Linked DNA regions of Homo sapiens: region 1 is linked to region 2. The links are chromatin loops, found by intact Hi-C in ENCODE. Cell type or tissue: heart right ventricle. All regions are shown on one strand. Each heading gives the region's core, and the rest is flanking DNA. Links, peaks and the distances in the headings are about the cores only. Region 1 overlaps PAM (peptidylglycine alpha-amidating monooxygenase). Region 2 overlaps PAM (peptidylglycine alpha-amidating monooxygenase).

Region 1 (8,352 bases), core at 80-8,079, 200 kb after region 2:
CACCACATTTGTGATTACCCTTTCTTGTATGTGTATTGTATCATGCCGATATGGGTTGAGTTGTGTCCCCATAAAAAAAAAAGATGTTCAATTCTTAACTTCCAGTACCTGTGAATGTGACGAATTGGAAATAGGGTCTTTGCAGATGATCTAGTTAAGATGAGGTCATTAGGGTAGACCATAATCCAATATTACTGTGTCCTTATAAAAAGGGGAAACTTGGACACAGAGACAGACACACAAAGAGGAAGACAGGAAAGATGATGTGAAGACACAAGGAACCATGTATAGGCCAAGGAACATCTGAGGCTATCAGAACAGGTTCTCTCTCACAGCCTTCTGAAAGAACCAACCCTGCCAATATACTGATGTTGGACTTTTAGCCTTAGAACTCTGAGACAATACATTTCTGTGGTTTAAGCCACCCGGTTTGTGGTACTTTGTTACAGCAGCCCCAGGAAACTAATATGCAGGTTGTAGATGAAGTCGGCCCAAGCTTGCATGGTGTGGCTGGAAGCTTAAGAACCCTCACAGAGTTCCTGCAGCACACACTTACATGACTCTACACTATGTGAAATGGTGTGAAGAACCTGCAATTTAGATGAGGATATGGACTACACCCACCTAAAATATTAAAAATAATGTCGTACATTTGCTTAAAACACTTTGTACATGTTTTATTTCACTTTTTCTTCACAACTACACTGAATGAAAGAAGGGAGGCTTGGTATCTTCATCTTATTGACAAGAAACCTGAACGTTGACTGTTTTGGCCAATGTCACATATATACATGGCAGGGCAACTACTGGTGCCAAATCTTTTCTAGGAAAAATGAATACAATCATGAATATTTTAACTTGGAACAATGGTGGCACTTTAAAAGTAGAGCTTCTTCAAGTGACTCAAGGAAGGACAAAAATAACATCACATAGACTGAGTAGGCTGAGGGGTTCTGTGATCCAGGTAAGCTGGAATAAATCAGAAGAAACTGGTGGAAAAAATAACTCTTGAAGGAAGTGATGGAAATAGGCCAATAGAAAGAAAAGAGGCTTCATGATGAATAAAAACAATGCCAAAAAAGAAAAGAATAAATTATGTGGAAAGCCTAAACAAACATTAAAGGGAAGCCTTCAACTGAATAAGAAGTACAGAAAGGGTTGCAACAGCATGTGGGGTTGAAGTAAGATTGGGGACTTTTAGCTGGGCTGATGAAGGGATTGTCATTGACAAGACAGACAAGCAGTTACCACTGACAGTTTTTGAGCACGGTTTGCTGTTGTGGTAAAGGAAGCTGTTCTAGTAGCTGTGTTAAAATCAGTTTAGTGGCGGAGCAACCTGGGATTGTAGTTGATATAGTAAGGGACTTTGAAAAACTGATCAGGACTGAAGATAATGACCCCATATAGATGCTTTAAGTTTTAGCTACCAGCAAGACATTCTTAACACTTTTCTTCCCTCACGCCCCGTATTTCTGGACATACTGGCCTTCTTGGTATTCCTTGGTGGTGGAGGTATAGAGGCAGAGTTCCTTTGTTCCAGCCTCAATATCTTATACCTGTTACCGCTGCTTCGTAGAGAATCTTTGCACAGTTAGTTCCCCGACTTCATCTGGGTTTTTGCTCAAATGCTACCTCTTCAAGAGGTTTTTGTTGACCATCCTGTGTAAGAGGACCCTCTGCTATCATTCTCCATTCCCTTATTTGCCTAATTTTTCTTTACAGGACTTATTAGTACCTGAAATTATATATATATTTATTATATATATGTTTTTAATATATATGTTACACTTAATGATTATCTGTCACTCCCATTAATAAGTAAGCTCCATGAGTCCAAGGACATTTTATGTACTGTTCAGAGTTTTATTCCTAGAGCCTGGCACAGAGAGTAGCATAAAGTAGGGAGTCGCTAAATATTTTTTGAATAAATAAAAGAAAACCCCAACTTATTCCCGAGTTCAATTAATGGTATTCCCCCCAAAACACTTTCGATCTATCTTCACTGCCACTTCCCAGTATCCACCACCAGACTGGTACACACTGTCATGTCAAATTAAATTAATGCAAGAGCTACCCAATTTCACCCCACTGACATGCACACCCCAATCCAACTCACGCCCCCACAGATGATCTTACCAAAACACAAATCACATCAAGTCCCCAGCTCCGACCTAAAACACTCTCCTATGTTCTTATGAGGAAAACCAAATTCTTCATGTGGCCAGCAAGACCCTTTGTGGACTGGCCGGCCACCAGCCAAGGGGTCCAGCCTCACAGTAGCTCTTCTCTCCCCTTGATCTTCCTCAGTTACTTGATTTCATTCTGTTCCCTTCTGTAAAGGGCCTCTGCACAAATGGCAGTTCTCTCTGCTTTCTGGAACACTTTTCTTCCTACCCTATCTCACATTCTCCTACTCATACTTCAGATATCAATCAAGTGTCACTTCCTCAGGTTCCTATTATATAAGCCCACAAAATTCTACTGTTCTATTCAGAGCATTTACCTCTGCCTGTAATTATACATAATTATTTGTTGTTGTTGTTGTTGTTGCTGTCGTGTGTAAATTTTATTAGGGATTGTCTTCCTCCTATACTCTTCACTCCATGATAATGCAGACCAGGAATTTTTTGCTCATTATTGGATCTCTGGGGTCAAGAACAGTGCTAGGTACATGGCTGACACTGAATGAATATTTGTTGAATAAGTGAAACCCAAGAGCTAGAGGTCACTGTCAAATACATAGATAAAAAATTTTTCCACTAATACTGAGGTAAAGCTGGAGGCAAAGATATTAGTGAAAATCTATAATAGGACTTAGAGCTATTATTAAAACAGAAGGAGAGTGGAGGAACCCAGGACAATGCAAGCTGAAACAGTGCTAACTATCTACTGGATAATCATGGGACCAAGAGAGTCTGTTTAATTAGGGAACTAGACAAGAACTAGTTCAAATAATTTACTGACACCAGGTAGTTATGACTTAGGTAGTGACAGTAACTAGGTGAAAGGTTACATTTACATATCCTATTAACAGCTCCTTGACTCATCATCAGTCTGCTCTGGAAACATTTATCTGTGCAGAGAAACCATTAAAACTTTCCTCTCCTTGGCATTTTCTATTATAAAAATTCTGCAAAAAGTCCTTAGTTCCCTGGAAAATGTTTTAAAGGCATTTCACTCTGGTCGATTAGGCATACAGTAATAGCTAAGTGAGGCAGGGGCCACAGAGGAAATGGCATATAATAGAAAGAACCACTTCGCTCCTGATTAAAGTTACTCATGTGCAGCTTGAGAAAATGTACACACCAGAAAGCTCTGAGCACTACAGGGTATCACGGGTTAAAGGACAAGGCCTAATTTTTTTTTAACCCTCATTGTTACCGCTTTATTCCCCAAACACTAGAACCAATATAATTCTAAATTCTCCCCAGGGAAAGAAGGAGTTTATTAGCTTACTTTTATTTCCTTATTTCAGGCTTCTTTTAAAATAAGATGTAGCATTGATGAGCATGAAAAAAAAAATCTAATATTGCTTCCACTCATTGAAACCCATCAGTGACTCATGCAATAAACAGCAAGTCTCCTGGTTTTGTTTCTGAAGAGGGCACACCAACAGTTTCAACAGCATACTCCAGTTTTACTGGAAACAGTTCTCAAAAGATGACTTACCACACCCTGCCTGAGAAAGGACAGCATGAAACTGGGGAAAATTCTGATCTTCAGAAATACAACAGACAATGAGTATTTCCAATTTCATGCTGTTTATATGAAGAGAACAGAGGCACAAGGCAAGACAAGCCTGAAGCACAGGTAAGAACTGTGGCAAATAAAAGAGAAAGGAAAAATGAAAGCACACTGAACAAGTGACTTTACCAGATTCAGCAGGGCTGAGGAAGGGGAATTTGGGGGAGATAACCAGAGTTTTCTACCCCTACAAAAATAAGATTTCAAAACTCACAATTAAAAGAAAAAGACATTTAACAAAGTAACGTTTTTAAACTAAATGGGGAAAAATCTCACTAGTTAACAAATGCCTGCTTTATGCAAGGGACTCTACCTTTATACAAACCCTAATAGCATATGACCTCGGCTCTCCCAGAATTCACTGAATTTGAAAGGAATGTCTATGAAAATAAGGATTTGTTGATGTAATTAGTAATGTAAATAACAGGTATACATATAACCTACAAAAAGTTTTCTTTAAACACTATAGAAGCCTCCAGTTACATGCAACAATTATCATGCTATTCAAAATTAACTAATATCTTCATAAAAGTTCCCTTCAAAAGAGTTCTAAAAGATAACATAAGTGCTTAAAAATAATAAATTCTATCTTTAAAATATTCTAAACTTCAGACTTTTAAAAGCTTGAATTAATCTTTATATAAGTAAAATGTTACTGCACTACAAATGAGTACTATTTTAAAACAAACTTACTTTGGCATAAATAAGTGAAATTCTCAAGATATGAAATTTATAAGGCATTTTTAGCCACGGAAAAAGCAGGTAGTAGTATGATTCTTCCATAAGGGCCTCAGACTTTACTTTTATTTATTTCTACCACTGTTTTTGTTTTGCTTATGTTGTACATGCAGCAGTGAACTGTACACTCAATGCAGGTAAAAACCGTCCTTTGTTACTGCAACTGTTGGCTGGACCTATTATTCTTTGTGCATTTGCTTCCCAGTACTTGTGGCCCACACTCTCTACAAAATGAGCTTCTCCTATCTGATAGGGAAGCAGATCTGCTGCTTTGATTGTTTCCTTAATTCTGCGGTGTCATTTAAAGTTGTACTTTAAAGTATTATGTTTTATATTTTTTGAGTCCAGTTCCCTCCTTTCTTGAAGCTACCCTCTTAAACTCCCTGAACAAGAGCCATCTGGAAATCTTGTTCCTGTCCTCCATCCTTTCTGTGAGACCACACCAGCACAGCTGGGTTGCAGCAGGCACTGCCGAGGTGCTGCTGGACTGGCTATGCTCCAGACCCTCACTGTTAACATGCAATTCTTGTCCTTTTGTGTTAAGCATGGTTAGTAGACAAAGCTCAAGACAGTGTTCAGCAGTTCAATCTCCTTTGGGCACAGATCCTAATCTCACAATCACACATGATTTGAGTAACGCTGTTTATATGTAGAACTTCTGTTGCTACATGGTCCCAGTCTGCCCAGTCTCCAAATTGACAGTGTAGATACTTTTCCACTTTTCTTTTCCCCAAGAGGCCTGAACTAAGTACTGTATAGGTTATCCAAACAGAAATATTTTCTTTGTATTAAAGGGACTCCTGTGAATCTAACATGAAGTCAAACATCATTTTTATGCTGTCGAAATCAACAACTTCTACTGTCTCTACTCACTCACCAACACAAACAAAATTTGAAGCTTTAAACCAGCAATGTCCAATAAAACTATCTGCAATGATGGAAATTTTCTATATCTTCTCTGCCCAGTACAGTATCCACTAGCCTTGTATGGCTATTAAGCATTTGAAATGTGGCTACTGCAACTGAGGAATGGATTTTTAAAATCGTATTCCATTTTTAATTAATTTATACTTAAATTTAAACAGACAATGTGGCTAGTGGCTATCAATAATTAAGGGTCTGAGATTTTTATCCTACTTGCAGGCTAACGAAATCAGGGTGCCACAGTTTCATGGGGATGCTGGAAGAAGACAGAAAATTCTAGGGTGAGAAACAAAGGACTATACTACTCACAAAAATATCAGTAGCAGTAGTATCAGCATAGTTGTGCCAATGTCCTGAAACTCAGTTCCCCCCATGTGATGTGAAGCAGATACTTGATGATCTGCATTGTCAGAGGGGAACCCTGAGCTTAGGGTACTTGAATCTTTTAAACTGGACAGTAAAACCTACCTGCCCTTTGCTTCAGAGGGAAAGAATACCTCTATCTTCCAAAACTATCTACCATACAAATGTCTTTAAGAGAGTCTGGGATGAAAGCAGTAAATGCCTTTGCTCACAAGACATGCAAAAGTCTGAGTGACTAATGGAGAATTGAATCCCAACATAGGGGTATCATACATATCTCTGAAATCCACTCATCTCCCACCTGCTTGAATACCTTGCTTTTAGCCACACTTAATTTCTTCCTATGACCACGGTAAGCTTCCAAATGGTTATCTTTCTTCCACCACTGCCTCCTCCCACTCATTCTCTATACAGTAGCTAGACTGCATCTTGTAACACAAATCTCATCTTGTTTCAGTCTTCAATGTCACCCACTGTCCTTAGAATTAGGCCACCCCTCCTTAGCAAGTTCCACAAAGCCAGTGCTTCCCTTGCTTGTCCGTTTAAGGTTTATGCCTTTAGCCACATTAAACTCCTCTCAGTTTCTTACATGTAGAGGTCATAAAGTGGTGGCCCTAGGTTGAATTCCAACTACAGATTTGTCTGGTTTGGCCCACAGAATAGTTTTTAAAACATTTGGGTTAGTTCATATTTGGGAGATTTCATATTTATAAAATATGAATTTTAAGCTCCTCTTTAGAAATCAAGGCATCTGGCAACACTTGGCCTGCATCCCAACCTGACAATACTTGGCTGAAATGAGTATCTACTTTTCCCTTTAGACAGCTTGGATTCTCCAGATTGCCACGCCTCTCCCTCCTGCTCTTACCTATGTATTGTTTAACATTTTCTGCCTGACTTCCATTCTAAGGCATCATGCTCCCTTTGGTCTCTTTCAATCTTCCCACCTCTTCAGCTGCTAACTACCACTCATGCTTCAGGTCTTCATGTATTCATGCTGCTAGGAAGTTTTCCTTCACCACCACCAACCCAATTAGGATGAGATGATGCACTGTGTGACATTCACCTACCCAGGACCCTGCTATCCTATCTTCTGAGGTTCTCTTCACTACCCTTATCATGGCATGAATCATATGGCATTATAATTTTTTAAAAATTTTCTTTATAAATTTATAATTCTCTGTTTACAGATCTGCATCCCTCTCTAGACCTTTCAGTCATAAGAAAGTGACTATAACTGTCTTGTATACCATTGTATGTCAGTGCCTAGGAAAAAGCCAAACGTTTAGTGTGGGCTGAATAAACACTTGTTGCATAAATGAATGAAAAAAGTTAGCTGAGGAATGGCTATTTCAAAATATTGGGGAAGAGTGTATTTATATTTTTATATATGTATTCATTTTTAAAATGTGGACCACTGAAATTCCATTCCTTCCCCCCTCCCCCTACCCTGGAGAAACTAAAATAACTACTTGAGTCATAGAGCAATAGCTGTATACTGGCAATGTGCTAAGAACCACACATGGATTAGCTCATTTAATGCTGACAACAGTCCTTTCAGGTTAGTATTTCATTATTCCCATTTTGGAGAGGTAAACATTCAACCCCAGATAAAATGAAGGCCTTATTCTCCACAACACAGTAAATTGTAGGGATACATGATGACTGAAATTTCTGCCAGGATACCTGAGAGCACATGACACCAACAGCAGCTTTATTCACAGCCCATCTTTTGAGCTATTTGTATGTGGTTTTAATAATTAGCTTTCGCATTCAAATGGTAAAGAAAGTTCTTATACACACAAGAAGCATTTATGGCTATTATACCAGATGACACGGCTTCCAGGGCAGTAAGAAGGATCTTTAATCTCATTTCACAAATAGAAAAACAAAGGTATGGAACAATAAAGCCAAGTGTAAAGTTAACATTATGTCCCTCAGGCTGCCCCTCAGCCTGCCATGCCTTAATGTGAGAGTCCAATCAAAGCCTCAAAGCCCAGTATGTAAAGCCTAATAAATTCTGCACATAGCAGATAGATAAATTCTTCCTAGGAGGAGGAAAAGAATCAGAGATGTCACTGAGTCACACAAAATACAACCTAGACAGAAAGTCAAGATCCCTGGTCAATCTTTTCCAGGTGGAATTCTTGCTCATTCTTTGCCCCAAGAAAAAAAAAAAAAAAAAAAAAAAAAAAAAAAAAAACAAAATTCTAAGTCTTTTTTTTTTTTTTTTTTGAGACAGGGCCTCTCTCTGTGGCCCAAGTTGGAGTGTGGTGGCATGATCACAGCTCACTATAGCCTCAACCTCCCAGTTTCAAGAGATCCTCCCTCCTCAGCCTCTTGAGTAGCTGGGACTACCGGCGTGCACCACCACACCTGGCTTTTTTTTTCTTTTAATATTTTTTGTAGAGAGAAGGTCTCACTATGTTGCTGGTTTCAAACTCCTGAACTCAAGCAATACTCCCGCCTCAGCCTCTCAAAGTGTTGGGATTACAGGCATGAGCCACCACACTCAGTCTCACCAAGTCTCGTAACTTTTAAAGTCAAATTTCCAGAGTCACTTCAGGACCCACCAGGCCTTAA
Region 2 (8,352 bases), core at 195-8,194:
ACTTTATGCTTCTTTCAGAATGCATTTTCCCCTTTCTAAAGTCTCAATTGTTTAATTTTGTAAAAACTATTCATACAAGAGTGATATTTTTGAACTAGACCTAATGTAATACATTTTGAAGAATTCCAATAGCAGCTAGCAATAAGAAACAGGAAACTTCTACATGTTGCTAATAGAAAAATCCTTTCTATTCCTATTTGTGCTGTCAGTAGAAGTGGGTTTGCATTAACATGAAACTAACGTTTAAAAACGTGTATCGTAGGCCAAAAACAACTTTTTAGGATAACAAACTCCAAAGCCTAACCCAAAGCACTACCTTCCAAACAACTGGCAAAAAGCCAAGATTCAGGGAAGTAATTTTTTAGTACCAGCACATGCAGTATATGACATACAAGCATCAAACATTACCACTTTCAATAAACAGAACAGGGGAAGAATGATGCTTTTTTTAAACTCTGCAGATGGCAACTTAACACAAAACTATAGATGTATAAGACAATAATCGCTCCTACCTTGATGAAGGCAGAGAAGAATGACTTATAGAGGTAAGATGTGGATTTAATTCTTAATTTCTTTTTTTCTTGAATCTCAAATCTACTTAATGAACATACCATACAAAATATACAATAATTTAAATGGTTAAGGTTATTAGATTTCAAAAGCAGCCTGATGGTTTTTAATGATTATGCTTGCACTTATTTGTACTATACATAAAAATTATAATATTAAATGAAGTAAAACAAAGACAGAAAATGAAACAGCACTAAATTATATGAATGAATTTTACTTTCAAAGCTAAAGTGCAATAATTGACCATTTTCTCATGAATTATGCATTGTATAAAAATAGCAATACATAGTGTTTGAGGCAGATACAGAGAGACATACAATATCTCAGTAACTTTACAATTTGGTTGCCTACTTGGAAATTGATACTTTTATAGGACTAGTTATAGAAATAAGCATACATACCCTGGTCTAACACTTCTTCTTCTTCTCGTTTTGGCTGCTGTAGTAAAGGAATCTTATCTTTATATTCTGTTTCTGTAAAGGATCAAAGAAGCTGAGCATAAATTTGCAGTATGTATTACATACTTAAAATAGTTTATTGGAAATAGTCCATCAACATAAAAATACTATTCAGGGTCTTGTGCTTATTACCGTATTAAGAATTTATAAGACAGAAATGCTCTAATTCATAAGCTCCCCACCCCCCACCCCCCAGCACAACCTACCAATTACAAGACATCTGACTTAATAACTAGGTCAACTACCCTTTCAATAATATATAAATGATACAGAATTTTCAAAATGCATTGACAAAATGACTCATATTTGTTTTCTTAAATTAAATTTAGCACTGTTTTAAGAACATTTAAGAACACTTTAAGGCATATTCTATAAATATAGTAGAATCTTAATAAATGGCCAGAATGCTATGCTAACTTCTCTCATAAAATTTCCACTAGAAAGAAATAAGAAGCTGCTCTAGCGTGTTAAGACTGAACTTGCAAAACTCAATCAAGTCTCAGCATACTTCATGCGATAAAACAAGGAGTAGACTTTGCAATTTTAAGTTAAAAAGTGACAGTCAATATGACCATTTTGCAGAGGAACTATATATATGTTAAATAACAATTCTGAGAATTAGATAAAAAAAGTCAAGACTAGCAATGCTTCACAAATCAATAATTGTTCTTTGCCTGAAGAAGCCCATTAAATGGATAATTTAAAGTATGGCTGGAGATGATAACCATTTTCCCTGGCAAACTGTAGTGATCTTTAGAACATGGTGCATAAATTCATAAACTGTGTAAGTCATTACTGGTTAGGGAAGGAGTTAGATGAGGAAATGAGAAAACATGAATTAAGTGAAAAAAGGTCTACATTTATGGGATTGGTCCCAAAATGAATCTGTTTCATCCCTGGCTGAGATTTTCCTCTTTAACTGTTCTGATGGGTACATGTCAGGGAGGGGAGATAGGATATGAAAGAGAAAAATGAGAAAATAAGAAATATGTGTGTACATGTGACTGGTAGAAGAAGGGAATAAAGATGATTTTAAATATCATCAAACAAGATACATACAAAAATATAAAATACAAAATCATATATTACTTTATATTAAACATCAATTATTACCTTTATGATGTTCATGCATCATAACCATATCAGACTTCACGGGAATTGGAATGTTGGCCTCTGGTGGTATGGTTCTGAACATATCTGGAGCTACATTCTGGGTACAGGTCATGAAAGAAACTGCATGCTTGGCTTCCATGTAATACATAATGTATAAGTTGCACATTTCATCACTAGACGTGCCACTGCAGGCAAAAAAAAGATATAACAAATCAACTATTCACATAAAACACATGCTTAATGCAAGAAAAATGAAGCCCTTAGATCTGCCAGCAATGGATTCAAAGGTAGAAATATTGTGCATTTATTTTATAGCTTTCATTAAAACCCATCACAGTTTTCAACATCAAAAGCACATTGTCAAAGGCATATTTCCACTTAACAATGGAGTGTCAGTTTGCAGGCACACCATGAACACTACTAAATACCACTGATGAAAATGGCATTTTAGTAGATGAGGGAATATGGTACTTTCTTTTCTCTCTTGAATCTTTTTATTCTTTAGTCCCCTCCTATTTGCTAAAACTCATAGACTGGGAAAAGTTATTGTTCTCGTGGAAAATCTTTATTATTTCCTTAACAATGGTAAAAATCAGAAACCTTCAATATAATTATCATATATTATTTATTATAAGTCTTTAAAAATGGCTTTTCCTCTTAACATCAAAAGTCCTGGACCTTGTTTTTGGTTAACTGCCTCCTTCCTTACAGCCAGATGAATCTAGAATCATGTGTCCCCACTAAGACATTCAAAGTGTATCCCTGATGTCTGACTTGGCAACTAGGCTTTTATAGCAGGGTTGAAAAGAATGCCTCAGGAATGACTCAAAATGAAATCAGCACTAATCTTTTTTAAGGGTTGAGATGTGACGGAAGTAGTGCTGTACAGTTGAATGACTCAATGTTAAAAATAGATTTTAAAACAGTGGATATTTCCAAGAAAAAAGTTCCCAATGATAGAAAAAATATCTAATAGTTTACAAAATATGTATTCTGCTTCCTTACTTCACATGGGTTATTATATATTTCATTCTCTTTAGCATTATTAGGAAGGAACCATTTAAGTACACCTTCACAAGACTTTTACATAGCAAAGTTGTTTGGGCAAAGGAACATGTCCATTTTAGTATTAGTATTGACAATTTTTAGCAAGCCTACACTAATAAAAAAAAGCTATGAGGTAGGTTATTTGCTGTACAGAAATACATCAGTGTTGATTTTTCCAGCAATGTCATGCAGCACTCACTTTCTCTCCATAGCAACAGTATGACATCAGCAAGGGAAGGAAAAAAATAAAAATATTTTTCAAACAGGGATTTGATTTCTCTAAGCTTTGAAAATATAGAGCCCTTGAGAGACCACAGGAATAAGCCCCTGCCATGGGAAGCTCTGTTTATGCTTTAGAAATCATTTGGCTTCTTACTCTCTGAATCTGATACCTGTCAGTGTAATTGCCTCTCCCGTGAAATATAAGCAAATAGTGAAGTGCAAAGCCAAACAAACATCTGTTCACTACACATGTCTTCATGGTGTCAAAACACCATTCCTAAGAATTACATTTTAACAGCCTTGGAGTTGGTCAGTATGTGCTATAAAAGGAATGGCTGTTGCAAAAATAATAAACTGGAGCCTCCCGCCATATTATCCTTCTCTTTCCTGCTTTAAAAAAAAGGAGGTATATGTAGATCAACTGAGCAAAAAGGAAAAAGGAATTTTAGATGTGGCTCTAGCTTTAAAAACCTTTAATCATCTTGCAGAGAGGAAAGGCAAAATAATCATTTAAGCATCTCAAATTAATGAAAGGAAAAACATTTTAAATTCATATAATAATTCATGAAACTTGCAACTCATCAATGGATGGGTCCTTCCATATTTTCTCTTTTTGGGAATGCCAATACCCATGTTTTCACTGGAGAAGGTATACCCACCCACAACAGCATATGTAAGAAGCCAGTATCCTGATTTTTTTCCTTACTAAAAAGCTACACACAATGAAGTAACTATCACTGCTGGTCTAAATATTGTTGGTCCCTTGGGCCAGTGTGTTCTCTGTTGCATAAATGGAAATTGTTTATTCTGTGAGCTATTATATGTTTTTATAAAATACTTAGAGAGGGAATTCTAGAACTTTTTTTACTCTTCCTACTAGAGTAGTATTTCCACAATTATTACCACAAAACTTTGGTCCTTGAAATGCTTACAGAAGAGTTGAGAAAAACTTACCATATGGCCTGCCGGGCACGATGGCTCACGCCTGTAATCCCAGCACTTTGGGAGGCTGAGGTGGGTGGATCATGAGGTCAGGAGTTCAAGACCAGCCTGGCCAAGATGGTGAAACCTCGTCTCTACTAAAAATGCAAAAATTAGCTGGGCGCAGTGGCAGCTGCCTGTAATCCCAACTACTCAAGAGGCTGAGGCAGGAGAATTGCTTGAACACAGGGGCAGAGGTTGCAGTGAGCTGAGATCTCACGCCACTGCACTCCAGCCTAGGTGACAGACTGAGACTCCGTCTCAAAAAAAAGAAAAGAAAAGAAAAAAAAAAGCAAACAAACAAAAATCTTACCATATGAACAAATGAAAATGTTGGGCTATACAAGTTAAACAATGTTGTACTGCCTGATCCTTTAATACACAATGTGCTCATGACTGTATGGTGGGGTGGGGGGCGTGGATACAGTAGGTTCTATTCCCTAAATGAATCTGACCGGGCTCCTTTGTGTTGCTGTGTGTTCCAGGGCATAATTTAAGAAAAGCTGTACTGTAAGACTTGCTCTTACGTAGGTAGAAACAAAATGCTAGTATTGTTTAAGAATGACCAATCAAAAGGATTTCTTCAATAGAGTAGTGTGCATGTAGTAAAGCTATATAAAGCTATTCAAATGAATATACATAGATATGCATACAGATGTGTAGCTAGAAATGTTTCATAACATGTCTTATCTGTATAAAGACAGGTAAATATCTATGTATATTCTATCTATATCCTTCTATCTGTCCATCTGTCCATCCATTCAGATAAACACATAGTTCAAGCTTTCAGAAAAATCCATTAGAGATTTAAGAAGCAACTAATACTGCAAAGCTTCAAAATAACTAATATAAAATATCTTGTTAATATATATTTCCTCAAAGATAATTTTGGTGTTACATGTATATTTGGAAGGATTTGTTTTTAACATACATTTGAAAAAAAATTGTACTAAAAGTAAAAATTTCATTTCAAACAAGTGAAAGGTAATTAATCTGAGAACAAGGAATTAAATTGTGCAATGTCGGCTAAATCAGGACAATAATTTACTCTTACTAAATTAAATTCATTATTATCACCAAAAAGCAGTAAGTAACAAAAAACAAAAGAAAATTATAGATCGTAATTATGGAGAAGAATATGAAATAAAAAGGTGGCATAAGTTTAGAATAATTATATACTAATATTGGAGACAAAGGCAGCAATTACTATATTAGAAATAGTGTGTACCAAGGTACAAGGTTACATGTTTGAAAAACACATGTACTTAAGTATAGCAAATAAAGGAAAATCAGTAACTTTCTGAATAATGTAACTCTTTGTCCTCTACAACTTATGATCACACTTTATTATTTTAAATAGCATATTTGAGAAAATAAAAATAAAAACATAAGCTAAGGTCGCAGGTTATTTCCTCAAAAGTGAATTATCTTACCATGTACTGAATTAACTTTTGAGAAAAATTATGCATATATGTGTAAGAGTATACATATATGTATGTGTGTACACACATGCACATATACATACACACACAATACACTAATTCAATTACACATACATTATGTGTTAATTTGATACACATATAAATGTGTTTGCCTTTACACACGTGATTTTCTGAGACATATTAATCAGCTCACCAATACAGTTCATTTGGGGTACCAATTCTATGATTCAAAATTGAATTTTATCAAATAATTTAGGAATCTTTGCTATCACAAGGAAAATTTCATTAAAAGAGCTGAACAAAAAGAGTCATACTTTATTCCTTTCCATCTATAATTAGACTTGTAGTCAAGGTAACTCTGAGCTCCTATGTGACAGAGAAACTATCATATGCTAAAAATGTCAGGAGTCAAATCATCCTTAGTATCAGCATCACAGTTTGCTTATTTTATTTTACAATCATTCACCTTTCATTCAAAAACAAAAAATCTCATTTTAAAACAAATTGCTTTCTGTATTCCTAAGGGAGTATTTTGACACATGTACCCTTAATTTCCACCGAGATCAACATATGCAATTCAACTCTGCTAATCTGAGTGATTTATGAACATGAGAAAGTAGGAAGGGAGATTATGTCCACTGAATGGCCCTTTAAACATTCTCCAATGCCAGTGTGATTCCTTAAAATGATGACTGCTGGCATTACTTACATTCCAAAATTACAGTAGTGCATTTATTTCATCTTCTTGAATAATAAAGTGCTTATGTGATAACTTCCTGTTTTATACTGGCATACTTAATATAAATAGCTTTAGGTCTGACATAATGTGTGAGCCTGAAAATTGGAAGCCCTTGATAAATATGTGTTGAATGAAGGAAGAATTAATAATCCTGCTTAATAAATGTTTACAACTTCATATGACATAGCATGTTTGCCCTAGTATATTATACTACTGAATAATGAGTCAGATCAAATTTTTGTACTCAATTGATCTGTGGGATTTCTGAAAATATTTATTTATATCCATATCTGTTTATCCATCTGTCTAATCTATTTACCTAGGTTCCATGAGAGCTTTTATTAAAATATATTATATTAGAAAGATATGTAATACAGATTTAATAAAGCACCAAGTAATCTGAAATGTATGACTTAAAAACTTCCAAATATCATTGTATTCCATGTCTATACCGCAAACACTCCACTAGCTCAAGAATTCTTCACCTCTACCCCGTTTATATTCAACAAATGTTAGGCTTGAAAATAGGCAAAATCGGTAATAGTAATTTTAGAAAGAAATATAAAAACTTCAAAGAAGTCATTTTACAAAACTGTTAATCATTTCTTAAAAAGTTTCGTGGTGCCTTTAAATGTATACATTAAGAAGTTATTTATCATGTAACTTTATCTTTGCATGTAATATATTTAAAAATGCAGATTAAAGTGCTATGTTGGTATCCATGAACATTCATATTTTAATGAAATGACCCATTCCAAATGAAAGGTATGACCAACAAAACTGACCAAATTGGTAAATATTGTCTACCTAGTCCCAATAATTAATATTAAATTTTAGCATATAAACTTTTAGCCTGATTAGCTGACTTAATGAGCTTAATTGGCTGACTTAATTAAATTCTGTTTTTATTTAAACTTGACTAAACATTTGAAACGAATTTAGAGAAGTATCATCCTGAATATAAAATATGTAATGCAGTCAAGCACAAAATATTGCTTCTTCATAGAACAATTAGTAGTACTATGTTGTCAGTATATATAATACTTTGGTGCAACTTTATTTAGGCTATATTATTCATATTTACTATTTAAAAATAAATATAATATATGGGTAAAACATTTTACCATTAAGTATATTTATTAATATATCTCATATTAAATATACCTACTTTTAAAGTAGTTTTTATTATTAATATTACTTTTGATTGACAAATAATGGTAAGCACTTAATCATATGTTCTCATTTATAAATATGAGCTAAGCCACACGGAGGCAAAGGCATAAGAATGATAAAATGGACTTTGGGGACTCAGGAGGGAAGAGTGGGAGGGGGTTAAGGATAAAAAAAACTACATATTGGGTACAGTGTACATTGCTTGGGTGACAGGTGCACTAAAATCACAGAAATCCCTAAAGAACTTATCCATGTAACAAAAAACCACCTGTTCCCCAAAAACTATTGAAATAAAAAATAATTTTGTAATATAAGGTACAATGTGATTTTTTAATATATGGATACAGTGTGGTACTATTAAATCAAACTAACAAATCCATCACTTTGCTTACCTATCTTTTTTTTAATATTTTTTTATTTTGAGACGGAGACAGGGAAACATTGCTCCTGTTATTTACTCTATAGCCCAGTCTGAAGCGCAATGGCATGATCTTGGCTCACTGCAATCTCTTCCTTCCAGGTTCAAGCGATTCTCCAGCCTCAGCCTCCCAAGTAGCTGGGATTATGGGCATCCGCCATCATGCCCGACTAATTTTTGTATTTTTGT

The links. Peaks named below come from ENCODE experiments on the same cell type or tissue, not always from the same donor. Only the 100,000 strongest peaks of a DNase experiment are listed, where the experiment ranks them.
Region 1: it touches region 2 in a loop (2.2-fold over the local background); 6 of 110 quality-filtered maps call a loop at or near these places.

The regions. Positions count from the first base shown.
Region 1 is chr5:102,757,694-102,766,045 of GRCh38, reverse strand. All of the region lies in intron 1 of PAM (peptidylglycine alpha-amidating monooxygenase), which reads right to left. Among named protein-coding and RNA genes, the nearest start is that of PAM, 6.6 kb to the right of the region's middle. RefSeq lists an enhancer at 3,808-3,957. In heart right ventricle, for the core only: no CTCF peak of the experiment used is centred there; no DNase peak of the experiment used is centred there; H3K27ac peaks cover 6,021 bases.
Region 2 is chr5:102,953,849-102,962,200 of GRCh38, reverse strand. PAM (peptidylglycine alpha-amidating monooxygenase) reads right to left here. Exons shown (of 26, transcript NM_001177306.2): 13 at 2,142-2,326; 14 at 972-1,043. Among named protein-coding and RNA genes, the nearest start is that of GIN1, 160 kb to the left of the region's middle. In heart right ventricle, for the core only: no CTCF peak of the experiment used is centred there; no DNase peak of the experiment used is centred there; H3K27ac peaks cover 1,957 bases.